5 separate regions of the Mus musculus genome follow, and all the other regions are linked to region 4. The links are chromatin loops, found by intact Hi-C in ENCODE. Cell type or tissue: left cerebral cortex. All regions are shown on one strand. Region 1 overlaps Alg14 (asparagine-linked glycosylation 14). Region 2 holds the start of Gm33310 (a long non-coding RNA gene). Region 3 overlaps Slc44a3 (solute carrier family 44, member 3). Region 4 holds the start of Cnn3 (calponin 3, acidic). Region 5 overlaps Slc44a3 (solute carrier family 44, member 3).

What was found. A loop is a pair of places that touch in the nucleus more often than their neighbours do. Peaks named below come from ENCODE experiments on the same cell type or tissue, not always from the same donor. Only the 100,000 strongest peaks of a DNase experiment are listed, where the experiment ranks them.
Region 1: a loop joins it to region 4, with 1.8 times the contacts of the local background. A loop is called at or near these places in 4 of 42 quality-filtered maps.
Region 2: a loop joins it to region 4, with 1.9 times the contacts of the local background. A loop is called at or near these places in 5 of 42 quality-filtered maps.
Region 3: a loop joins it to region 4, with 4 times the contacts of the local background. A loop is called at or near these places in 20 of 42 quality-filtered maps.
Region 5: it touches region 4 in a loop (4-fold over the local background); 12 of 42 quality-filtered maps call a loop at or near these places.

The regions. Positions count from the first base shown.
Region 1 is chr3:121,327,252-121,332,251 of GRCm38, reverse strand. All of the region lies in intron 3 of Alg14 (asparagine-linked glycosylation 14), which reads right to left. Among named protein-coding and RNA genes, the nearest start is that of Gm33310, 18 kb to the left of the region's middle. In left cerebral cortex, no CTCF peak of the experiment used is centred here; DNase peaks (open chromatin) are centred at 1,777, 1,945, 2,327 and 4,616.
Region 2 is chr3:121,347,265-121,352,264 of GRCm38, reverse strand. The region is part of intron 3 of Alg14 (asparagine-linked glycosylation 14); the gene reads right to left. It overlaps Gm33310 (a long non-coding RNA gene), which reads right to left and starts at 4,540. Exons shown (of 2, transcript XR_376014.3): 1 at 1-4,540. In left cerebral cortex, no CTCF peak of the experiment used is centred here; DNase peaks (open chromatin) are centred at 2,295, 2,425, 2,667 and 3,031.
Region 3 is chr3:121,497,603-121,502,602 of GRCm38, reverse strand. Slc44a3 (solute carrier family 44, member 3) reads left to right here. Exons shown (of 15, transcript NM_145394.3): 10 at 4,719-4,884. Among named protein-coding and RNA genes, the nearest start is that of Gm38684, 31 kb to the left of the region's middle. In left cerebral cortex, a CTCF peak has its summit at 2,160 (motif pointing right); a DNase peak (open chromatin) is centred at 2,180.
Region 4 is chr3:121,424,061-121,429,060 of GRCm38, reverse strand. It overlaps Cnn3 (calponin 3, acidic), which reads right to left and starts at 2,520. Exons shown (of 7, transcript NM_028044.2): 1 at 2,233-2,520. The coding sequence starts at 2,289. In left cerebral cortex, a CTCF peak has its summit at 1,991; DNase peaks (open chromatin) are centred at 1,328, 1,716, 1,998, 2,632 and 1 more place; H3K4me3 peaks cover 2,742 bases; H3K27ac peaks cover 2,516 bases.
Region 5 is chr3:121,485,380-121,490,379 of GRCm38, reverse strand. Slc44a3 (solute carrier family 44, member 3) reads left to right here. Exons shown (of 15, transcript NM_145394.3): 11 at 26-182; 12 at 4,032-4,118. Among named protein-coding and RNA genes, the nearest start is that of Gm38684, 44 kb to the left of the region's middle. In left cerebral cortex, no CTCF peak of the experiment used is centred here; DNase peaks (open chromatin) are centred at 707 and 1,955; H3K27ac peaks cover 736 bases.

The DNA of each region.
Region 1 (5,000 bases), 97 kb after region 4:
AGGGGATACCTCACCATGGGCCCACTGAGGCACCCCCTTCCCCCACACCCCACCAGGACATATTCTTATATTTCTTTCTCTTTTTGTGATCACACACACACCACCATCAGACTTTACTGCATTCACATTACCAATGGCAACAAATCATGTTAAAAGTCTAGGAAAAAGAAAAAGGCAGAAGCCACCAACTATCAAATGGTCAATGCTAATCTAAAAGGGTTTTTCTTCCCACCCTTGCACCTTGCACCTTTCTTGATTTTAAAGCCATACATGGACAGAACTGACTCACACATGGACTTTTTAGGTGAGAACCATTCTTCTCCCCAGTGAGTCAGGAAGCTACAGAGGCTGAAGAGAAGAAGAGCCTTTGGTGTCCAGAGGCAGCTGGAAAGCACTGGCTGGTTGTCAAGCTTTTCCTTTAAAGATGGAACTAACATAGCCTAGGCTGGCCTGGGGTTCATGATTCCCCTGCTCTAGCCTCTGGGGTGCCGGGGAAGCAAGGTGACACCATCTCACTCAGTCTGTCTACTGTTTCATTAGAACATCCAACACATCAAAAATGTATCAAAAAGAAAGGATGGACAGAAGGAAGGGGAGGGAGGGAGGGAGGAATCCTTAGAGAAACTCCAGGGACTAATTCAGAGGGAGCCACAGTTTGCCAAGGAACAGTTACACAGTTACACACTCTACTATTCTATCCTTTCTACCCGCCCCCGCCCCCCCCCACAACTGTAAGCAGTCACTACACAGCTGCAGTAGGTGCTAGCAATTTCTCCTTCCTGTCCCCCTTCTATCCAACCTCTCACCTCGGGTACTAGCTGAACTCCAACATGCTCTGAACACCTTAATAGGTTCTCAGGTAGCCAAGCTGAGTGCTGCTTTTACCCTTCCTTAAAGAGCCACAGTCTGTCTGTCCTCAGATCGGTACAAGTTCCCCTCTGCTCCCATACGGGCTCTGGTGACAGTCTGCATCAGCCCCTCTAGAAGCTCCACTACATCTGCCATCAGCTGTGCAAGCCCGCTCCCTCCCTTCTTCTTAACCAAGAGCAGAGGAGGATGGTTAAAAGTCCAGAAAAAGAACCACCTTCCTGAATTGAAACTATGTCTGAATACAGCTGATGGCGCTCAGGGACCTTTTTAGGTGGGAAGAGCCAGACTGCCTGGAAGACTTACTTGTGCATTTGAGGTCATTTTCAAACACTTCCTCCCTCTCTTCCACACTCTGCTCTCAAGTAGCCACTAGCACTTCCCACCTTCCTGTCCACAAGGACAGCTCTCTCCCAGGCTCATGATCTCTGACCACACGTCTGTTCCTTCTTGGAAAGCAGTGCGTTCTCGCCCGCGTGTGCACACATTTGTGCACACCATGTGCAAGCAGGTGCTTGTGGAGGCTAGAAGAAGACATCGGATCCCTGGAAGAGTAGTTACAAGTGATTATGAGCTGCCTGGTAATGGGCACTGGGACCCCCAGGTCTGTTCCTCTAGAAGAGCAGCCAGTTCTAACCACTGAGCTTCTCAGCTCCACACTTTCCCTTTTCTTCTAACTTTAGCTGGCTTTTTCTACTGCAGTTGTACTGCCACCTTAAGAAAATACACTAGCTTTCCCCTTTGAAAGGAGGAGGCACCATCAGGCCCATGTCTAACATGTGCCTAACAGGCAGGAAGAGCAACAGCTCAGAGAGAGATGCAAGCGAAGCCAGCTGAGGGATGGAAACGGCAGACAACGTGCTGGATTCTGCAGAGGAAAAAGGCAATGCTTGCCAAGTGGAAAAAGGATCAACTTAGAAAGAAAACTTATTTCAAACGTCAGAGTCCTTCCTTGAATAGGGAAGTAACAACAGTTCAAAGCAGCCGCCAGTCAGCCATAGCCTTACTTTGACACCGATTCTGTTCTGAGCCCTCTCACAATGTGAAACAGAAACTGTAAGCTTAAATTAAATGCTCGATGTGTGGGCAGAGTGGCTACAGACTCACCCAGCCAGAGTGTCAGTGTTGTTGGTAACTCAACTATGAATCTGTTAGTCCTAAGGATACTTGAGAGGATCCACACATCCAGTGGACTCTGCTCACTACAGAACTTGTTAGAAACATGTATGTCCGTGGGAAGGTTGCATATGTGACAGACAGCAAGCAGGGAGAGAGGAATATTATTATCTTCATGTATTACAGATGACTGGGCAGGAGAGGAAACGCAACTGAAGAAAACTAAACAAGTGGTTTTCAAAATGATCTCGTTTATCCTGCACACGGAGCAGAGGACAGTGTGATAGAATCCTTTCTGTTTGGATTGGCTTGGAAAGGCTTATGCTTAGCTCCACTTACAGACAGGCAAGCGGGTAAGGCAGACAAGCTTCGCGCTCTGAGCTGCCGCACTGCTAGCCCGGCAGGCACGTGGGCCTGAGGGAGCCTCTTCCTTTCATGGGGAAAGCTAGTGCATGTTCTTAAGGGAGCAGAATGACTACAGTCGAAATGAAACCTGAAAGTGGAAGAAAAATAAACAGCTCTGTGATTTGGACTTTACTTGGTTCTGGCTGAGAAGTCCCTCCTTCTAATAATGTGTTTGCCTGCACACACTATGCACATATATGCCTGTCTAAACAAGGCGACTTGAAACCTATGACACCACCTCAGGCATCGGGCTACCCATAAGCTCCGTTTTGGACAATGTGATAACTTCCTCTGCCAACAGTAATCTGTCCATTCAAATACATTTCCACTTCACCCAGTACAAAAAAATGGAGAGTCTAGCCGGGTGTGGTGGCGCACGCCTTTAATCCCAGCACTTGGGAGGCAGAGGCAGGTGGATTTCTGAGTTCAAGGCCAGCCTGGTCTACAGAGTGAGTTCCAGGACAGCCAGGGCTACACAAGAGAAACCCTGTCTCGAAAAACAAAAACAAAAACAAAAAAACCCAAAAAAACAAAAAAACAAAAACCAAAGGAGAGTCTAATCCAGTGCAAACAGGTTTTAGGTGCATGACCAGTAAGGCAAAGCTGCAATCTCAGGTGGCTTTTAAGGAGAATCCCCCTATTTGTCATCTCATGCCTCTGCATAGTGGTGTGTACCTATGCTTAAAAGCAGATGCATTATGGGAACAGATGTGTGCAATAAAAAAATTATTATTATTATTATTATTTTGAGACAGGGTTTCTCTGTGTAGCCTTCACTGTCCTGGAACTCACTCTGTAGACCAGGCTAGCCTCAAACTCAGAAATCCACCTGCCTCTGTAGAGAAATTATTGTAAGACCTAATCTACCAATCAAGCCAGAGAACTCCTTTCATTATGACCCTTAGCAGCCAAACTCCTACTTCTTTTGAACCCCATGAAAGAAAGCCTCCACCAGTTACCAGGGCCCTTGAGTATCTTCACTCTATGGACCCACTGCCAATCTTTTTTAAAGATTTATTTTATGTATATTGTACACTGTACACTGTAGCTGTCTTCAGACACACAAGAAGAGGGCATCATATCCCATTACAGATGGTTGTGAGCCACCATGTGGCTGCTGGGAATTGAACTCAGGACCTCTGGAAGAACAGTCAGTGCTCTAAACTGCTGAGCCATCTCTCCAACCACCCACTGCCAATCTTGATAGTGACAAGATCTCTTCTACAGATTAGCTTTTGAACAAAGTTTGCCTGGCAACAGTGAAATGTTATGAGTCCTTATTTTCGACTCTTTGAATAAAAGGCCAAGAAGATGGAGTGTCTAGATCCTGACCACTGGTAACACTGGTGTAGCTGACCTTTTTCTGGCCTAATAAGATTCCTTTGAGTATATTATGAGGTTTTTGATCACTAAAACATAGTAAAAGATGAAGGTTATTAAGCAAGTAGAATTGTATCAACAAGGGGAGAAGCAATCTTACCCAAGAGTTCTGGCATCTTGACAGAAAGTTGATTCCTCAGAATGTTTTAAACGCATGTGAATTAGCAGATCAATAATATTTTTATATGCTACTCAAATAGTGATAATCTTGATGCCAACAAGCTTTGACTTTCTCCAAAAAATACCTAATTTAAAAAAAAAAAATCATAGCGGGACTAGAGAGATGGCTTGGTGGTAAAGAATACTGACTGCTCTTCCAGAGGTCCTGAGTTCAATTCTCAGCAACCACATCATGGTGGCTCACAACCATCTGCAACGGGATCCGATGCCCTCTTCTGGAGTGTCTGAAAAGAGTAACATTATAAATCAATCAATCAATCTTTTTAAAACCATAGCATTCTACTTATGGACAATAACCTACTGTGCTCGTCAGTAACTTGTTTGGCCAAGGACTTTCCTAACTCAAACTGAGTTTGATACTGGGGCAAGAATGTCTAAGTAAAATAATGGCCTTCTTTCATTCAAAACACGAGTGTCGATCAATCAATACCTCTACGTTTGTCATAGTAAGTTAAGTCTCAGGCAAGGAGGCAGAGCATTAAACTCAAAAGGTCTACTTCTTCCCAAGTGTCACCAACTGAAAATCTAAAATACTTTTTACTTGATTCAAAGTTCAATTAGGTTTCAATCTTGTATGTGAAACCCTTTCTTTGAGTGCTTTATTTGACGATGGCCAGGCTGGAGTAAAGCCAGCCACTCATCAAACAGCCGGCCGGCATGGCAGGCCTGAGACAAGCCAAGCCGAGTGGGTGTCTTTGTCTTAAGGGTGACTCACATCATCCAACCTTCATTCATTTTTGGTCACCCCACAAGTATGAAAGCACTCTGCTAGGAAGAGACCATGGGAAACTGGAAAACACTTGCCCTTTACCCTCAAGAACTTCACAGATTCTGCCCCGTCTCTAACACAGGCAGTCCTTTAATGACTAGTAACCTTGCAAAGTGAACTTTTCCATTCCCATGTTTGAAACAAACCAATTTTCTTCAAGAGTATATTTACTGGAGAATGTGACTCAAATATTCTTACTTGTAGGAAAAACTAAGGGTGAAACAACTGAGGGTGAAAGAAATTGTTGGGCTTTGAGACACAGAACAGTAAACTCACAGGGACT
Region 2 (5,000 bases), 77 kb after region 4:
AATCTCAAAAAGTGAAAGCTTGGGTAAGAGAGGGCCCTGAACCTCACTGGAATCTTACAGTGCTCTGTGAGGTTACTTTCATGTTTCAGAGAAAGAGCAGAAAGGACAGAGAAACTCATGGGCATGCGCACTCATCACCCAGCTCATCCATGAGTGAGCTGAGGTCATACCAAAGACACAAAGGCAGAGTCTGGGCTCATCTCCCCCTCACACTGGCCCACCTTAGGCTGCCAACCAAATCCCACACTATCTGGAAGCAGTGTGAAGGGAAGGCAGGGGCCAGGGCAGAGTATCAGTGGACATCTAATAGAAGGCGAAAGTCTGACCACTGCTATGAGAGTATTAGAGCTTGAACAGAAAAATCAGAGGTGGAAAGAGCATGCTACTGGAGTTAGACTGATGGCTGTTGGCTGCTTTTGCACACTTGTAACAAACTACTGAAAGGAGGAGGGATTTATTTTCCTCATGGTTCGGAAGGATCCACCCACTCACGGCAGGGAAGATACACTTTCCACTGGCAGAGAAAAAGGGGACAGAGTGAGGAGTTGGGGCACGAAAGGCCTCAGAGCGCAGCATTCCTCTGTGACCCACTTCCTTTAACGATGGCCCTACCTCCCAATTTCTATCCACCCCCAATAAAGCCTCCAACGATTACCTGGTGAGGTAGTCATCCAGTCATTAGATCAGACTCCTCATTCTTAACTGTCTCTGCGGACACTCTCAGAAAGGAATACAGAGGTTTGCACCCACACTCTCCCCGGTATTTCCCAATCAAGGTCAGCGGGCAGTCACGATCAACCACAAGGAGCAGTAAAACCTTTCTGCAGAGCCAACAATGCAACAGTTACCATTGTTAAAGAGAAGAGGGAATACCTTTCTAGACAAGAAGAACTGGCTTGAATTCAAAATAATTAGGCAACTCCTGGCTTCTGTTGAAGCCCTCTGGTAAGCAGGTAGGGGATACCTCCCCCATGACGCTTCCTTTTTTAATATTTTTATTTTATGCATTCCATTTTTATCTTGCTGGACTGAAAAATCAGCTTGCAGTTTTCCTTAAATAGTCTATGTGCAAGCTAATTTTGTATTTTAGGAAGCTTAAAAATTTTTATAGAGGAATATCAGATTCCTTAATTCTATGACAAAAGGATACATAAGAACACTGATAAAACACACACACACAAAATTGTTCCCATCCTATGATTGTAAAATATGTAAGTTTAGTCCGTAGGCCTGCCTCCTCAGCCATTGGACTGATGGGAATGTGAAGACAAGGGCTCTGGTTGCCTGGATTCTTAGATACAGAAGCCCCTCCCCCTAGTGGTCCAGGGATATTTCTCTGCCTATCATGGATCTGTGTGTGAGGGCCACCAATCACCCAAGCCACCATGAGTGGGTACAGAGGGACATTTGTCTTCTGTTCAGCCCCACTGAGGCAGCAGATAGTCTAGCTGACCACCCTGCATACTCAACAACAGAGACATTTCAGCCAGGAACCTTCCCCCATGACAGGTAGATTCCTTGCCTGTTAGAAAGCAAGTACTGCTGGAAGAGACGCTTATCCCAAGACCTCAAAGCTTGCTCCATAATTACCCACAATGCTTTTTGAAAGGTGATGGCTTTCAGAGAGCATGGACAGACAGGATGTAAAATAGCATTAAGAAGATGGGGTGTCTCGTTCTACTCAGCCACTCAACTACTTCCGTAGCTTCTGGTGTCTATCCTGCCCCTTCTAAGAGCATGAGGGAGGGGATTTGCTGCCCACGCCTGGCATCACAGCCTTGGACTTTGGGGGTGAGGTGGGCAGGTCCTCTCTGAGGTGGACTGCTCAGTCTGTCAGCACAGAGTGAGGCCCTGTCCGAGCAGATCTTATGGGCATGGGCAGCAGGTTTAAATGAACCCAACAAGCAATTTGGGAAAGAACTTGCCTGACCAAATACCAAAGGTTCTTTAAAAAGAGATTCCCAGCCACTGTGAGAACTCTACACCTCTAGGGTTCCTAATTTCTATATGGAGTTCCCTGGTTCTTGGTGAGCATCTCAAGTGTTGATGTGCTAGGGAGGAAAGCGGTGAGAACACTTTGGAGTCAACTGCTTCGTGCCTGGCTCAGCCGCTTCCCACCTGTGCGCCTGTGTGTCGTGAAGCTGTCACTTTGCCTGCCTCTAGAGTCAAGCATCCCTCCCCACTGGGGCACAGTGCAGATGAACTGGGCGCAGCCTGACCACTCTCCAGCACTGCCAGTCCCACACGTACGCTCTGTTCTGTAGCTTCTCGGCTTGCAGCTGCCTCACAGCTACCAAAGATGGGCCTGCGAGCTCAGAGGACGAGCCCTGTGGCATCTGCACAGCCGCTGTTCTTTCCAGCTCTACGGGGCCTTTTTGGATTGAATTCGTCTTCCCTCCTCCCTCCAGGCCAGCCAAGGCACCGCTGGGCCACAGTCCAGGCGTCTTCCGCTGAGCAGTGGCTTCTCGGGTTCTCTTTAAGCAGCTTAGCTTGTGAGGGGAGGAGGAGGTAGAGACAACAATAATACACAAGAATCCCTATGTCGGTGTACACCCGGCTGCTTACTGGTAGGATTTCTCAGGGTAAGACGTAAAAGTCCTCTATGAGATTTAGACAGCCCATTGGGTATAAAACGGGATGATCTTAACCGGGATTAGGCCACACTTCCTGAGCGACAGAGCGTTTCCAGGGAGAGTAAGGGCCGTGCAGCCCTCACCCATTGTTGCTCACGACTCCTATCTCCATGGCTGTCCAAGCCCATTCAGCCTTCCCTGGCAGCCCACCGTGGTGCGAGGTTTGGAAACAGAGCTGGGTCTGGAAACAGAAGCGGCCCCCTCTGGGTGCAAGAAGTGACGGAAGCGGATGGCATGAGGGGGAACAGAAGCAAGGCACTCACGTGTGCGACAGACACGAACTTTAAATTCAACACCAACTATAAGCCAGTGTGTGGAAGTCTGTGTAGCAACTCCACCTGCCACCAGCCCATCACTTTCGGTTGTCACCTTTTATGGAATTTGTGCAGGAGGAGATGGTCTGCGTGGCTGAATGATAACAATCTGGATACTGCAGCCGTGGGCGAGTTTCTGTCTCGGCTCTGCTACCTAGCCATCAAACTCTGGGCTAAGTTAAACTTCTTCTATGCCCCATCTTTACATGATGGAGTAAGAATGGCAGGTGACTAGCTCACAGAACCATCGTGAGGACCACGTGAATCAAATGTGTACAGTATCACCCTGGTACTTGGCCCTAGGGCCTGGGATGATGAGTCAGCTATCAAAGAACGCATCCCACTGATATGTATTCAGTGCACAGCTCATGCTTCTGTGCCCAAAGCAGGTCACAAATGTTTCACAGGGACCTGCAGAGAGATTGCTCACTCCCTCTACAGATGCTGGCCAGTTTAAAAAATCACAAGACTTCAGTAAAAGCAAAGGCTTTGTACAGCGAGCACCTTCAGAGATATGAACAGAAAGCTCCTATAACAAGCCATTAGATAAACAGCCCATGTCAATTCCTGACACTCTTTAAAGGCTGAAGTGGGGGCTGTGGAGATGGCTCAGTTGGGGAAGAGAGGACCCGAGTGTGTATCCTCAGGACTCATGTAAGCAGTTAGGTGCAGCAGTGGCATCTGTAATCTAACGTTGGGAATGGGACGTGGCATAGAGAGGATTCCCGGAAGCCCTCAGGCCAGGCGTACACGGCCCACAATGGTCAGTCTAATGCAGAAACCCTTTTAATCACTAGCAAGGAAAGAGTTTAAGGGGAACGAACAGCACTGATCGCTTAAGCACTTAGACAAGAACGAGGGAAAGAAGAACGGTACTGACCGTTCTAAAGCCACAAAATCGACTCCTTTTTCTACCCCGCAAGAAACAGCACATGCTATCCTCTCCCTGGTCACGGCTTTTAGACTGTTCTTTCAAAATCCGAAACTTCTAATAACATCCTATAAAAATAAACCACAGGGCAGCCATCCCAGAGACTGAATTCTCTCCATCCCAGGCAACTTTTAAAGCAAAAGACGGCAGTTAAAACAAAACAAACTAAACGGACATCAGTTCACAAAATAAATGGCTGGCTCAGCACCCCATGAGGTATGTGGTTTTATTAGGGTTTTCTTTTCTTTTTAAGTAAAATGAGACCTCAGGCACTTTATTTGAATATTTAGATATAATTATGCAGGGGACAGGAGAATGTGTTATATTCTGGCATTCTTGAAAGCATGTGTTCCCCCACCACCCCCCATTGTCCCCACACTGGCTTGTTTTTATTATGTTCCCTTCTCTTGCCTCTCAACTGGCAAATGTGTACAGAGCAAGGGCAGCTTGTCCCTGCAGGGGAGTCTCTGCAGATTGTCTGCCAGGCCCCTCTCTGTCAGCTGCAATGTCCCTCCTGGGTTCCATTCTCTACGGTGACTCTGAGCCTGCAGGAACAGGGACCTGGCAGCCAAGACATATGAAATCACACCTTAATAGTTGTCCTACCAGGCTGGAGAGATGGCTTAGTGGTTATTCTAGAGGATCAGGGTTCAATTCCCAGCACCCACATGGCAGCTCACAACTCTCTATACTCCAGTTCCAGAGGTCCTGACACCTTCACACAGACATATGTACAGGCAAAATACCAATGCTCATGAAATAAAAATAAATAAAAATGAAAAAAACAATAGTTGTCCTACCTGAATTTGTCTCTCCCTTTTCCCTTCATACATGAACCTCCCAACTCTGTTCTGACGACAGAGGGCTTCCCCAGTGTGGCCCTCCTTGTTCTAGGTTTCTCTTGCCCCTACCAGATGCAGCCCGTCTCTGTCACCTGACTCACGCAGCCTCCTACCAGTGCTCATCTCTCCCTCTGGTTCATCTTTCCTTTCTCTGATGTGTGATTATCTCAGATGCCAATGTCATCATTTGTGTTCCATGGCTTCTGGCGTCCAGACGTCCCGGATGAAAAGCCCTTTCCTAAAACTCAACACGTACCCGCCGCTTTACATGACTGCAGTT
Region 3 (5,000 bases), 74 kb before region 4:
CTAGAGTGGTGTCATTAATAGAGAGGTGAATTCATGAAGGCAGTCAGAGAAGAAATGGGGTAAATCCTGGGGCTGTGAAATGGGAAATCTGGAGAACCCAGACCGGACCCGATGCTCATTTTAACAGCAGTAATGCTTAGTAGAGAGGAATGGTGTTGCATGGCTACTGGGTCTGTGCAGTGCAGTGTGACATACTGGGTTCTGAGGCTACTTTAGAGAGTGTCGTATCTGATGATGTAATAGATGGGAGAGGGAGGTAAAGGAGTTGGCGGTGGCTTTGGGTTGGTTCACGTGGTCTCTCACTTTAGCAGCAGGAAGATGTGAAGGTCATGAACTGAGATGGAGCAGAAAGCTGAGTGCATTTCATGAGTAGAAATTAGTTTGGGGAGTTATTTTTAATAACTATATGGATATTTCCAATAAGCAATTATCTATGAGCCTGAAGTTCAGAAGGAACACATAAACAGTATCTGGGAGTAGATAAAGAAAGGATTGTGCTTTGAGATAGTTCACTGTTGTGTTAGGATGTCCAGGGCTAGCTGTAGTCCGGTAGCTGTGCTTTGGAGGTGTCATATCACCCTGGCTTTTGGTGATTGTGTTCTTTTGAGGTCCTTTAACCATCTGGATGGGTTTGGTCTCTGGATATTCTTGTCATAGTAGTTATTGGGAGGGGGATGAACCTCAATGGTCCTGGTGTGGCAGGTCTCTGATGGCTATCCTTGGGCTGTATAGTTTCTGATGTGCAGGTCTGTATGGCTCAGGAGCCTCCGGTCCAATGGAAGTCGCCCTGGGTTAGCAAGCTGCTCAGGGCAGTTTGGCCTGGCCCACAGTGCTCAGAGAACAGGGAAGATGGGAGGGGGAATGCTTAACTGTATGGTTCAGGAGTCTCGGGTCTGATAAAGGTAGGAGGAGGGGGTGGTAGAAGAATGGAGGTTCTCCCTGGGCTAGTGGGCTGTTCAGTGCAGCCTGGCCTGGCTTGGCTCAGAGTGCTCAGAGAGTAGGGAAGTGGGAAGGGAAAGAGAAGTTCACCTGTATGGTTCAGGAGTCTGACAAAGGTGGAGGAGAGGTAGAGGGACATTTCAATGTTAACGCCCTGGAAGACCAGGGTGTAGCTCAGTGGTAGAGCACTTGCTTAGATTTGCTCTTGAAAAAATAAATAAATGGGCTCTGGAGATGAGAAGGGACAGCAAGATGGGTTGAAAGTGAAGGCCAGAGCTAGATGACAAAGGTGGTTTCTGGGAAAGAGTAGCTGGGCATCTGAGTGGTTCAGTGTCTAAGGCAGGGATGAAGATCTCAGCATTGACTTACGACAGCAACTTGGAGGTCAGATTGTTGTAGAGACGTGAGCATAAATTGACAGAGGGTGGGAGGGAAGGAATTGGAGGATCTAATATTGACCATGAATCAATCTGGAGGGATTTAACTATGAAAGAGGCAGAAGAGAGGAAAGAGTCCAGAGGAGATTTTTTTTTTAATGGAGACAGTTAGTAATGGCTCAGGAAAGGGAGTATTTTGGTGGGGGTGGAGGATCTAGTGGCAGGGTTGGCCACAGGCTCAAGGGCAGCTTATCATTTTAAGGACTGGGGTTAAATTCCGGACATATCGATAAGTATGCCTGGGGAGTTGGCATAAGGAAAGGTCTTCTGATTGCCTCATTTTTCCTTGAGTAACAGGAATTGAGGTTGTTGGCTCTGAGGTTGGAGGAGAGATTAGATAGCCGTTGTCTAGAAGATAAGATGAACAAACAAACACGGTCATCTGTAAGTCCCTCGGACTCTCAGAGGAGTTATCAAGGGTTCTTTTGCCTCTTCTATTTTTGCTCCTAATAGCTAATGTCCACCCAAATGTCCAAGTACTGGACTCAGTGAGTGTTGACTGTCAACACTGGATCATTTTACCCATGATTCATTTGCAGCTAACCCTGCATCTCACTCGCTGTTCTTAGCCCCTTATCCACTAATTACACTTGCTAGCATATAACCTTAGAGTAGCGATGTGATGGAGTCACAGAGAGCGAGAAGTCGCTATTACTACCCTCAATCGAAGAGTGGAAAAAACAAACAAACAAACAAAAAACCCTAGATTTCTAGAAGGTTCCATGGTTTGTTTGTGGTTGGTCAGCCGCCCTCGAGGATCTTGCCTGCACCAACACAGCCCGTCCAGGAGAGGGCAGCCCTGCATGCATAAGCACGCCTGCCCCGCCCTCAGGCTCTGGAACACTGACTATGAAGGTCCTTCTGTTCCCATTCAAGCTGCAGTCCTTGATCCTTTGAGAGATCTGCTTCGAGCAGTGTTTCCTCCCAGGTAGCATTTGGCATCATATGAAAGTATTTTGAATTATCAGAAATGGGGAGTAGAGGCAAAGCAAACTCCTAAACACCCACAAAGGCATTAAACCATCACTACATCCTATGCAGAAATGTCTGCTCCAAAATGCCAATGAGTGCCTTGAGAAGCTAAACAATCCTGTCTTGGTGAACATCTATAAACCGCTCAGTAAAACTGATAGAGAGGCACAAATAATAGACAGCCTCAGGAGACGGAAAGATGGCTCCTGGAGCGCAAGCAAGTGCTGTGCAAACTTAACAACCTGTGCTTGGATCCCCAGAACCCACATAAAAGCTGGACGTGGTAGTGCACGTGTCTGCAATCCCAGCATGCCATAGGAAAAGGGAGGAGGAGACGGGCGAAGCTCCGGAAGCTTATGTTCCAACTACCCTGGCTATTGCAGCCATAAAGAGACTATCGCAAACAAGGTGGTAAGTCGAGGACCAGTACATGAAGGTTGACTTCCGACTGCCACATGCAAGGGACGGCACATGTGCCCACACCCACGCACATAAGCACACCCGATTGCCGGCACGCAGGGGATATGTAGGGGAGATTTGATACTTCAACCCACAGAAATTAGTCAAAAATAGCCTCTGGGTTTGGCTTTTTTAAAAGATGTCAAGTCTTTGAGGGTCAAGTGCATCTTGATTTATCACTTCAAGTGCTCCACTTGCTGACCGTTATCACCAGTGTGACAAACTAGGAAATGTGTAACAATGGCCATGCAGGGCAGCCAAGAGGAAAGATTGTCCCCTCTTAGCATCCATACTAGCTTTCTGTCTGTCTGAGAAAAATGATGCCCCACCCCACTCTATGTAAATATTCTGTACCTCCAAAGCATAATTTGCTGTTGGCACTCGTCATCTTACAGAAGAGGAACTGCAAGCTTCTCAGGCCCTGTGCACTTCAGATGGTTCAGAGTATGGGTCTCAAAGCCTGCTGGCTGGCCTGATGTATCTAAGGGGCATGGTCACCACGAGGGTCATTTGCTTGTTGCTGGGAACACTTTTCTAAAACATAGCAGCTTTAGAAAAACATAGGCAGATTTCTGAGCTCACCTGAAATGCGTCTCCTTCCCAGCCAGATGAGCTGGACAGTCAGTAGACCACTGTTGGCTTGTCTCTGTAAAGCAAGCTACCCCACTACTTCCCACAGTGGCCATCTTGCTTGACAGAACTTAGAGAGGAAGGAATGGAGACAAGCCAGCGGAATCTGTTTTGCTGAACATTTATTATCTTCAGCCTTTCCCTCGCTGTGTGAACTCTAGGGCGAGCGTCTAAAGGCAAATGAACGGATGAACTGAAAGTCCACGTGTAGATGCGACAAGAGATACAAAAACATGTTTAAATCATGGGCAGGTTGTAGGTTTCACCAAAGACCAAAGCACCCATTTCTTCCTTATAATAAATAGTTTACTTGAAAAGCTCATGGGAGAACATTTGAAATCAAGCCCAGGCACAGAGCTGGGAGCTGGTTTACCAGTGTCTGCAGGATTGGTAGATATTTGTAATATCTACCGATATTTAAGGATGCTTTAGGTCAGAGGAGAAAGGAAAGCACACCAATAGTGAGCATTATTAAAACACCCTTGCTGACCTTAATGCAATACTGTGCTCCTGGAATACAGGATAGTGATCATATAAGAACGACAGTGATAATGATAACTGTTATCACCCAGGGAAGGCTACTTCTGTGGGCCAGGCTTTATCTCAGAAACTATTCAGATTATATCACTTTATGCTCAAACTACCAAGAAGGAGTTAGTACGCAGGCAAGACTAAGATTCTAAGAAGCTAGATAATGCGTCCTAGGCTTCTACAAGAAGGTTAACATTGAGATCTGAACCAAGGAAAGTAGGCATTTCACATGTGCCAAGAGGGTTTGCTCTTGAAACAAACTATAAGTGGAACCTGTTTGAGTAAAGGAAGACTCTAGAGTCTCTTTTATTGAGTCTACGGATTTGTTTTGTTTTGTTTTGTTTTGGTGAAGAGTTCTATAATACAGTCTTAATATTTTGTGTGTTTTTGTCAATGTAACATATTTGGCCTCCATCACACAAGACTATGTAACAGAAAATGCACAGGGCAAGGTATTTTTCTATTACTCATGAAACATCACTAATGTTGGACTCTTCGGCACCCATTTTCATGCCTTCAAAGGAGAATGAGTTTTAGGGTGTATGTCAACTGTCTTCCAAATTCCCTATAGTCACTGTCAATAGCGTTGGCACTATTTAAATTCTTAGTGTTTGGTGTATGACCTTAAGCTCTGACAGCTGCATTTTTGCATACTGCCAAAGACCAAGCGTGAAGAAACATGGTTCACTGAACCGTCTTCCAGGATACGGGAACTATCGGTGTAAAGCATGTTTGTATTATAAACTTTAGGTACTGCCCAGGTGATGGAAGGTGGCCAAGTGGAATATAAGCCTCTTTCCGGCATTCGGTATATGTGGTGGTACCATTTAATTGGCCTCATCTGGACTAGCGAATTCATCCTTGCATGCCAGCGGATGACTGTAGCAGGAGCAATGGTTGCTTGTTATTTCAACAGGTGAGTCCACTCTTTTATCCCTGAGGTTTGTCTGGGTGCTTTGGCTTGTATATGCATCTCTGAAGATATTTGCCAGTTTTTTACTCAATGCCTTAAAAGAGAGTAACAATAATTAG
Region 4 (5,000 bases):
GCAGGCAACCGGTCCTGGGGTTGAACCTAAGTGCTTAACTAAGACACTGCTTGTTGAAATTCTTAGAATACTCTAAGTTTCTTCAGTGACCTTGGGCCAGTCACACCCTGATCAGAAAACCCAGGGGTGCTCCCACATCACAGAGCACCTCTTCTGGGGAGATCAAAAGGAATTTTTAGGAAAGGGTCCTGGGTGACACCCCTACATAAATGAATGGGGATGTTTCGTTTTATTTCGTTCTTTTAAATGGGCTTGGCGTTTAATCCCTCCAGCCTTAACAACATTCCAAAGTGTCTTAAAAAAACTGAGGAGTTGCCGGGCGTGGTAGCTCACACCTTGAATCCCAGCACTAGGGAGGCAGAGGCAGGTGGATTTCTGAGTTCGAGGCCAGCCTGGTCTACAAAGTGAGTTCCAGGACAGCCAGGGCTAGACAGAGAAACCCTGTCTCGAAAACAACAAGAAAAAAAACCAAAAAACCCTGAGGAGTTACTGTTTCCAACTCTTACAGTTACAGTGATCCATCCAGCCTGAGTCTCTGCATTTCCTGGAGTTGTTGGCTCAATATGAACTACAAGGGGGAGAAGCAATGACTCCAGTCAGCAAAAAGAAAGCCAGCTTGGATACCAAGAACCAGGAAAAGTCAAGTCACTTGTAGGGCTGCCAAAGTCACCAGTCCCTCATTTACAATGCAAAGGTAAAGAGACTCAGTGGGCGCCAGAATCCCAGAGGGAATTGCAAATCATGCGCCCAGCGGCACCGGGCACAAACCACCCAGTTCTCACACGCCAACGCCCTTAACTTCCTAAAGCTGGAGCTATAAACTTCGAAGGACCGCTATTTTGCAAGAAAGTTTTCAGTTGGTGAGTGCTGTCGTCCAAACTAACTTTTCTGCCTCTTTAGGAAAACTTTTATACAGACAAAACATTTGAAAAGGTTAAAAACCCCCAAAGATTACAATTTTTGAACACAGAATAAAATTTAGTCCCTAGCTTCAAAGACTGTTTAGAATCTTCTAGATGAACTACAAAGGGGTGCGCTAGATACATCAGGAAAGAATAAACCACTCTCGCTTGGGTCTAACAACGGTACGCTTCATTACTTCTATGAAATTCCCTTCACACCCCAGCCACCCGCAACTCCAGGGGTGTTCGTAGCCCTGATGATGCCAAACTATTCTACCGGAGGTGGGACAGCTTGGTGACAATCCTGACATGCTTCGGCTCCCGGGAAGTTAATGGGAATTAAACCACAGCAGCCCTCCTTTGTGGCGCTTTGGCCGGAACAGCAAAAGGGAGACAATGAGCGGTCTGTGCGCAGTTCCACGCCGATTGGCTGGTCACCCCCACTCCCCGAAACCCCTGATGTCATGGACTTGGAATGCAGGCAGGGAGGAAGGAAAGAGAGGATTTGGGGAGGGGGGCGCCTCTCATCTCTTTTCCAGGCCAAAAGTCTGAAAGATAAACCCTGGTGCATTCTTGAGATGAGTACACAGCAAAGCAACGCAGCCAGATTCCAATCACTCCAAAATTGCAACCCGCCACAGCAAATAAACCTCGAACAAAAGCGACCCTGCCGAGATATCGTGACAATTCAACGCGCTGCAAACTTCTCAGGATTGCATTTCTAAGTCTCTCATCTACAGCTGATCCGGCTCGCAGGCTGCGCGTTCAGGCTTTGTCTGGGCTTCCCGCACCAGCGGCGATTGCATCAAGGCACCACCGACGGGCTCCCTTTCCGCCCGCGGGTCCCAGGGGTCGGCGGGACACTCTCCCATGGAGGAGGAGGAGGAAAGGAACAATGAGGGGCCCGGGTTGGCCACGTAACCGCCCAACTTCGCTTGTGGGAGGAGGGGGCCAGGATGGAATGGGAGGAGACGCAGGGTCCCGCGGCAGCCCCAGCCCAGGCGGATGGCGGGGGCGGCAACTCCCGGAGACCCAGCCGTAAGGCAGGGCCCCGCCTAAGGGCCACAGGCCACTCAGGAGCGCCCCCTTCCCGGAGGGGCGCACCCTACAGCCTTGGAGCGGGCCCTGCGGCGCTGCGGGACTCCAGGCGTCCGGGAACCCCCACCGCCCGCCGGGGCCGCGGCGCGGGAACAAAGCCAGCACCAACGCGTGCGAGCCAGGCTCCGCGAGCCGAGGAGCATCTCTCTCTCCCGCAGCCTCGACGTCTCTCCGCGGCGGCTCCCAGCGCCCCCACCGCCGCGGCAAACCCCCAGCCCGCCCGCGCGCGTACCTTGTTCTTAACTTCGGCGGAGAGCCCGTAGGAAGGGCCCTTGTTGAAGTGGGTCATGGCTGTTTGGACGACTGGAAGAGTTCTAGCGGTCAGTCACCCTCGGTGTCCCTGCTCTTAGCCCCAGCGGCGGCCGCGCGGGTGATGCACGAGCTCGCTCCCCTGCGCGGCGCCGGAGAAGCCCGAACGCCGCAGACGGACGCGGATGATGCTTCGAGGTTCGCTAGGACTCGAGTCCCGCGGAGGCTCCGGGTCGCTCTGGACTGGGACCGGCTGCCCTGCTCGCTGCCCGCTCCGCGGCTCCGCACGCTCTGCCCCCAGCCTGGTCTCCCCCCACCCACCCCCGGGCCTCCAGGGATTGGCCGGCGAGCCCGACCAATGAGCGCCGCCTCCTCCCCCCTCGCCTGCTCCAAGGCTTCCCGGCCAATGGCAGCGCGGCGGGCGCGGCGCTCCCTCCCGCGGGGTCCCAGCCCCCGGCCCCGCCCTCACGCCACCTAGGACCTCGGCGCCCCTCCTCCCCGCTGGTCAGCGGGCTGCGACCGCCCCGCCCCGGCGCCTAGGGGCTTCTCAGCCGCCTTGGTTCTCATCAACTCCCAGGCATCTGTGGCGCTCCGACGGTGGAGGGGGACAGGAAGCTCCCCGAGCTGGCCCGCCGCTGACCGGCCACTCCATCCGTCTCCTCCCGGGCTACAGCGCGCCCAGATGTTGCGCTGGAAACCCGGGGAGCAGCCTTCGAATCCACGTGCCAGGCCGGGGGCGGGGGGGGGAGGCCTGCGTGGACATCTGCCAAGTCTCCCTCCCCACGCAGCTGCCGCACCTGTGGGGCTGACCTCTGCCTCGGTCAACGCTCTTTGCCAAAGTCCTGCTCATCCTGTCTAAACTTTGAATGCAGAGCGAAAGAAATTGGGAAAGTGTTGTGGCACAGCCAGGTTTTGGGGGGAGGGGGTACAGCTTTTTGGGTCCTTTTCTGGAGTCCCACCAGTTGCCCTTGGCAAGCACCTTCACCGGGGGTTCAGCCAGCCCAAAAGGCTAGGTAGTTTATTTGTTTTTAATTAGAGGACTGCCTTGACTGAGAAGTCTACCTGCTTTGGTTTGTTTTTTAATCTCTTTGAATCAGCACTCTGTATTCTTTTCCGTCCCCTTTCCTTTCTTCTGATCTCAAAGGCAAACTGATAGAGGAAAGGTGAGAACAGAGAGCACGCTGTCCCCTGCCTGTGTTCCTGGCACTACACTGGGCTATATGTCTTTGAAAGATTAGCTCATTCACTTTCCCAAAACTTACTCGGTAGACTTCAGATCCGTTTTAGTGGCTTGAAGGCTGCAACTCAGAGATTCCTAATAATGACAGCTATCACTGCCTCCAGAGTGTCACCGCTTGCCTTGGTGTCTTGGGGCACATCTAGGACAGGTTTTAGTCCTCTGGGTGTCAGTATGTTGGTTTATGTTTCCCAAATACAGCTGACATTCCAGAAGAGACTACAGGACCAGGGTCAGCCACTTGCATGGAAAAGAGAAGCCCAAATAGCCCAAGTTGAACCTTTCTGGGATAGAAATAAGGGAGTGTGGCATAGTGTCTCAAGCACTCTATCCCAGCACAAAGAGGATTGCTGTGTTGGGATAGAACCAGAGGTCTGCCTAAGCTACAGAGAAAAGAAAAAGGCACAGAATTTCTGTCAGCTGAAAGAATTTTTCATCAACGCTATAAGGTGCAATGTGATAGAGCAGTAACGAGTCAAATGGGCAGAAACGTGAAGTAACTTCCAATGATTTACTGATTGCTTCTGAAGGTACTCAGAATAATTAGGGCATTCTTTCCGCAGAAAGATGATGCAGCTGACCCAGTATGATGATACAAGCAGTTGGGGCTGTTTTTCCAGTCCTGTGATAGTGGCTCTCTGTCATCCACAAGACCAAACCCACTTTTTAGAACCAATACTTGAGCCAGATATGAAGTCGAAATTACAACCCTCACCCCCCCACCCCCAGCTCTCCTTTAGAATCCCAAACCTCAGGGCTTCTGTTTGGCCACAGTGGGTAAGGAATGGTGGTCAGTGTCACTTGGCTAGCCTAAATCGTACTTGGTAGAATGCATGGGGGCGTTATTCAGTTCTGTCATCAAAGGCGTGGTTTCTAGTACTTAACAGGGTTGTCTTTAAGGACTACCGAGTTTCAAAGGTTCGTAATGTGAAATGATACTGCCAGTTGATAGTGGCAGCAGTCACAACGATGGAAATTTAACTCGCTGCTGGGAGTGAGTAGTGCTGTGTTCAAGAGTGAATGTGGAGGCGGGTATGAGGGAGCTCTCCTTCAGTCCTAGGGCCCTCGAGGTAGAGGTGTGTGGATCACTGTGAGTTCAAGACCAGCCAGTGCTGGTCCTAAAGAAGGAAAGAGAGGGGAGGGGTGTAAAGACTTTTAGAATTGGGTTAAGTGGGCCAAGAAATATCTGTGGTAAAGGTGCCGGATGCATAGCCTGACGACTTGAGTTTCCAGAGCCCACATGGAGGAAGAAGAGAGCCAATTCCATCAAGTCATCTCCTGACCTCCACTTGAAAGCAAATAAGTGAAATTTGAAAAAATAAAAATAAAAATTGAGAGTAATTGTTAATTGAGGCAAGACTGTTGAACAACAACAGATAAAGTACATTTTGAGACACACACACACCCTCTCCATAAAACACATCACAACCAGAGAATGGATATAGCCATCACCCTTCAGCCTTCTTTAACTTAGCAAAATTATCTTGAGGATGGGCAGGATGGCTCAGTGGGTA
Region 5 (5,000 bases), 61 kb before region 4:
GAATGTTCTTTTCCTCTGTTCCCAGGAATCAAAATGACCCTCCTGCCCGTCCAATCCTTTCGTCTCTCTTCGTACTTTTCTGCTACCATCAAGGAACTGCGGTGAAAGGGTCATTTTTACTCACTGTGACAAGGATCCCAAGAGTCATTTTCATGTGTATTTATAGCACTCTGAAAGAGCCGGTAAGACAGCCCCCTCAAGCCAACGAGCTAAGGATTGGAAATTTAAGGTCCCCACTCAGGAACTCAGACCTACTTCCCAAGCTCTGCTTTTGTCCTGGCTGAGGAAGGAGGAGTTGCCTGTTAGCTGCAGTTCTAATCAAAACGCAGAGCAAATGCTTGAATCCTTATAGAGCAATTTCAGCTAATGTTTGTGCCTCCTTCTTGTGCTTGTTTGTAAGTAAGATACATTACGAAGTAGGAATAATAGTGGCTCTGTTTTGATGCCAACATACTCCCTGCCTGCTGTGTTTCCAGAGGATGCCATGGGAAGTGATTGGTGTGAGCCAGGAGAGAAGTGTGTGTGTGTGTGTGTGTGTGTGTGTGTGTGTGTGTGTGTTCGAGTGTGTTCTCACCTTCACAGACACTTGTGCGCGTGTGTCCACACTCACACACACTTGAGAGTGAGAAATGAACACGCTGACCTACATTTCAGCTCAAAGGACAGAAAACTGTAGGGCTTTTGTGCTCGGCGTTTTCTCCTCCTCGGGTTCTATTTCCATGCGCATTTAGTTATGAAAGCCAGTGGAAACCAGAACACCAGGAAAACAGCTGTTCTCATGGCGTCTCTAAGCTGCCACACAAGGGAGGCTTGGACTTTCCCCAACTTTCCTGGACTCACACAATGCTAATCCTTCTCCGCCTCTGTTCCCACCTTGGGGGTTTGTGACCTGCTCTGAAATTCACCAACCTACCTGATTCCAGCCCTCTGGGTATAGTTACAGGACCTTAATAAATGGGGAAGTTTTATGCTGGCTCACCTTGTTTACAATTAATTGTGCTTGTTTTTAAGAACAGAAATCTAAATTGCCGATATTTTAAAGTCCACAATCAAGATTTCAGCCTAGCATATCAATTAGGAATAATGAGTTGAACTGCACGCTGGCTCCCTTATCTTACTGTGTTGAGCAGCTGACTATGAAATATTTTCCTGTGGTTCCTATTCAGGCCTGGCCTGGCTGCATTTTGAAGACTTAAAGAGACAGTTTTACCTGACCCAGTGCAAATCTAAGTAAGCTACTAGAGCCTTTGCAAACCTAAAAGAGAGGTCCTTCCTTCCTTCCTTCCTTCCTTCCTTCCTTCCTTCCTTCCTTTCTTCCTTCCTTCTGTCTGTCCTTCCTAAGGTTTATTTATTTTATTTATGTGTATATGTGTGAACCTGCTTGAGCATATGTGCCAGAATAACATCAGATCCTCTGGAACTAAAGTTACAGATGGTTCTGAGCCACCATGTGCATTCTGGGAGTCAAACCTGGGTCCTCTGCAAGAGCAGTGTTCTTAACCACTGAGCCATCTCTCCAGTCCCAGTGAAGGGCTTCTTGTAGTACAGAATCACATTTTATTTTTATCTTAAATATACTCATGTCAGGTAAGTATTTTGTACAGATGTAGCACACATCTAAATATATATTTTACTAATATATATTTATGATGTGTATATGTACTAATATATTGACCACTAATACATATATTTAATAAAGCCTATATTCATTTCTTTAACATGTGAATTAGTCATTGGTAATCATAAATCAATGAACAACTGAGAGATTGCTGTCCCCTACTGGGCAAGGTATCTTAAGTCCTTTGGGAAAACAGCCTCCATAAACCCAAAAGGAAATCTGTGGGAGACAGAGATCTTGCTGACCCAGATTTAAAGGGCTGTTCATCACTTCCCAGATTCCCCATTGTTCAAAGCAGCCAAATACCCACGCAGTGATGTCACTGAGATAAAATATGACCTCTCATAGGTGTTTTAGCATCCTTCTAGCTCTGCACTGTGTCTATAGCATCAGCATCTCTCACAGCCTCGCCCGTGATCTCTCCTGTGTTAAATAGTCTCATACACAGTTGCTGCCAAGGTAAAATCTGTCCACCTCAAGTTTCATCCAGTTGAATTAACACTGGGATAAAAAATGTCTATAAGACTGAGTAGGATAGGTCGGGCAGTGGTGGCGCACACCTTTATTCCCAGTACTTGGGAGGCAGAGGCAGGTGGATTTCTGAGTTCGAGGCCAGCCTGGTCTACAGAGTGAGTTCCAGACAGTCAGAGATACACAGAGAAACCCTGTCTCAACCCCCCCACTCCAAAAAAAAGACAGAGTAGGCTAGTTGAGAATTGTTAGCTGTTTTGGGTGTTTTGTTTTGTTTTAACTCTGGATAGTAGATGAGACATGGCAACCAACCCTTGCTTAGCTAGTTCATTCAGTTTTTATTTTTACATCTTCAAAAATTCTATCTAGAGACAGAGGCAGGTGGATTTCTGGGTTCAAGGCCAGCCTGGTCTATAGATTGAGTTCCAGCACAGCCAGGGCTACACAGAGAAACCCTGTTTCAACAACAACAACAACAACAACAACTTCTATCTATCTATCTACCTACCTACCTCTGGGGAAAGGAGCTGTGGGTCCTGGGAATTCAGCTCAGGTGTGGTGTTGAGCGTTTTTGCCTCCTAAGCCAGCTCTCCAGCCTGGGATTTTTTCTTTCTTTCTTTTTGTTTTTTAACAATAGAAGTAAATAGAACTTAGTGAGCCATCCCTTCCCCAGCTAATTCATTCTCAAGCTACACACTCAAATTAGATTTCAGAAGATTGATTGACTCTGAAATTTAGTCTGAAAACTTCACTATAGGACTTAATTTTCCCCAACATTAATCGTGATTATTTGTGTGGGCACATGACTAGTATCTATAATATATGATTCTGATTTCTTGTTGGTGACAAATAATTTGCAAACTTGAATTTAAAAAAATCAAAGTGTTCAAGGCATGGGGGCACATACTCATGGTCTCACCCCCAGAGGCTAGCAAGAGACTTGAGAGCTCAGGACTGGTCTTGCCATACAACAGCACCTTTGTCTCCAAAATAAAATAAAATAATGTAGCCAGGCATTGTGGTCCATAACTAAAATACCTACATTTGGGAGGCAGAAGCAGAAGACACAGGAGGAGTTCAAGGTTAGCCTTAGCTACATAGTAAATTTAAGGCCAGCTTAGGCTATCAGAAACTCCGTCCTCAAAACACACACACACACACACACACACACACACACACACACACACACACACTGTGAATACCATTTGACATTTGACACACTTAGAGACAGATGAAGAGAAAAGAGAAGATAAGAATTTCTTCTGTTGTTGAATACCAGTTAACCCGTTTCCCTTTCTGTGGAAGTTAACTGAACACACCAAAAGCCTGCATAAAGCTTAGCTCACCTGCAGTGATAGCAATTAGTCCAGTTGCTTGCATGAGATTGAGACAGTGGGGCTGGCAAGATGGCTCAGTGGGTAAGAGCACTGACTGCTCTTCCAAAGGTCCTGAGTTCAATTCCCAGCAACCACATGGTGGCTCACAACCATTCATAATAAGATCTGATGTCCTCTTCTGATGCGTCTGACGTCAGCTACGGTGTACTTATGTATAATAATAAATCTTTGGGCCGGAGCAAGCAGGGACTGAGTGAGAGGGACTGACCGGAGCAAGCAGAGGTCCTAAAAATTCAATTCCCAACAACCACATGAAGGCTCACAACCATCTGTACAGCTACAGTGTACTCACATACATAAAATAAAATAAATCTTAAAAAAAAAAAAAGAGTGAGAGAGTGAGAAGTGCTCTAGGAATCCCCTACTCTACCCCATCTTATCCGGCACCCTGCCGCCCATACTGCACCCACCCTGCACCCAGTCACCCGTATCCCCACACACATTTACCCATACATAGACCCACAAATGGAAGCAGTCCTCCTCTTTCTTACCTCTGCTTACCCTCTCTGTCTTCTCTCTATGTGCCTGGACCTGACTGAGCTCAGCAGCGCAGTGCTTGGTCAAGAGGTGAATTCAGATGCAGCCACTGTGGGCTTTGGTGTCTCCTTAAATATCTGTACCATCTCAACCAGGTATGTGCCTTCCCTTTGTCTGGGGGGGGGGGGTATGGAGTATGGGGAGGGGGTAGTGGAGGTCCGAGGGTGGCTTCTATTGCTTAGATCAGCTCATTTTCCAGGGTGGGTTGTGTAATTATTTCAGCCTTTCAGTCATGCAACGTGTCAAGTCCACTTAGTGCTGCTACCGTTTAGTCACAGACAAAATGGGAAGAAATGCACAGGGCTGTGTTTCAATAAAACTTTATTGATAGACTCTGAAATCCGAACATCGTGTGATTTCTCATACCGAAAAATATTTATTTTTCTTTTGCCTTTTCCGCTCATTTTAATGCTGTAGATGCCATTCTTAACTCCAGTCTGAGGAGGGCAGGGCAAGAGTCTGTCAGACTGATCACACCCCCTCCCTAACTAAGGCTGTGGTTCACAGAGTCCCTTACCTTCAAAGTGTAGGCTATTACAACAGCTTGTCAAATTCTGATCAAATTACTTTCTTTTTTTTTTATATACAATAAAAAGGGTGCACAAGCCTTTTGACATTTGAGCCTAATGAATATCTGTCACGTGAGAGCAAATGTTGGTGTCTCGGGAGCCCCGATTCTTCTGAACGGGGATAGCTGCTTCCCAGTTTTTTGCCGTTCACCCGCCCTTCCCTTTCAAGCTACAAATACTCTCTTAAAAGATCTTTCATATTGATGGAGGCTTAAATAGATGTTTTATTTTTCTGTAGTTCATTTAGGAACGTTTAATAACCCTTAGTCACATTTACACAAAGCAGTGCCTTTTGTAAGGCAGGGGGCTGTTTTATAATTTAAGTGTGCACAGAAATCTCACTTAGAAGAGTCGTCCTTATTGTGGCCCATCTTGCTAAACAGATGCTCCACCAGAAGTGAAGGGGCT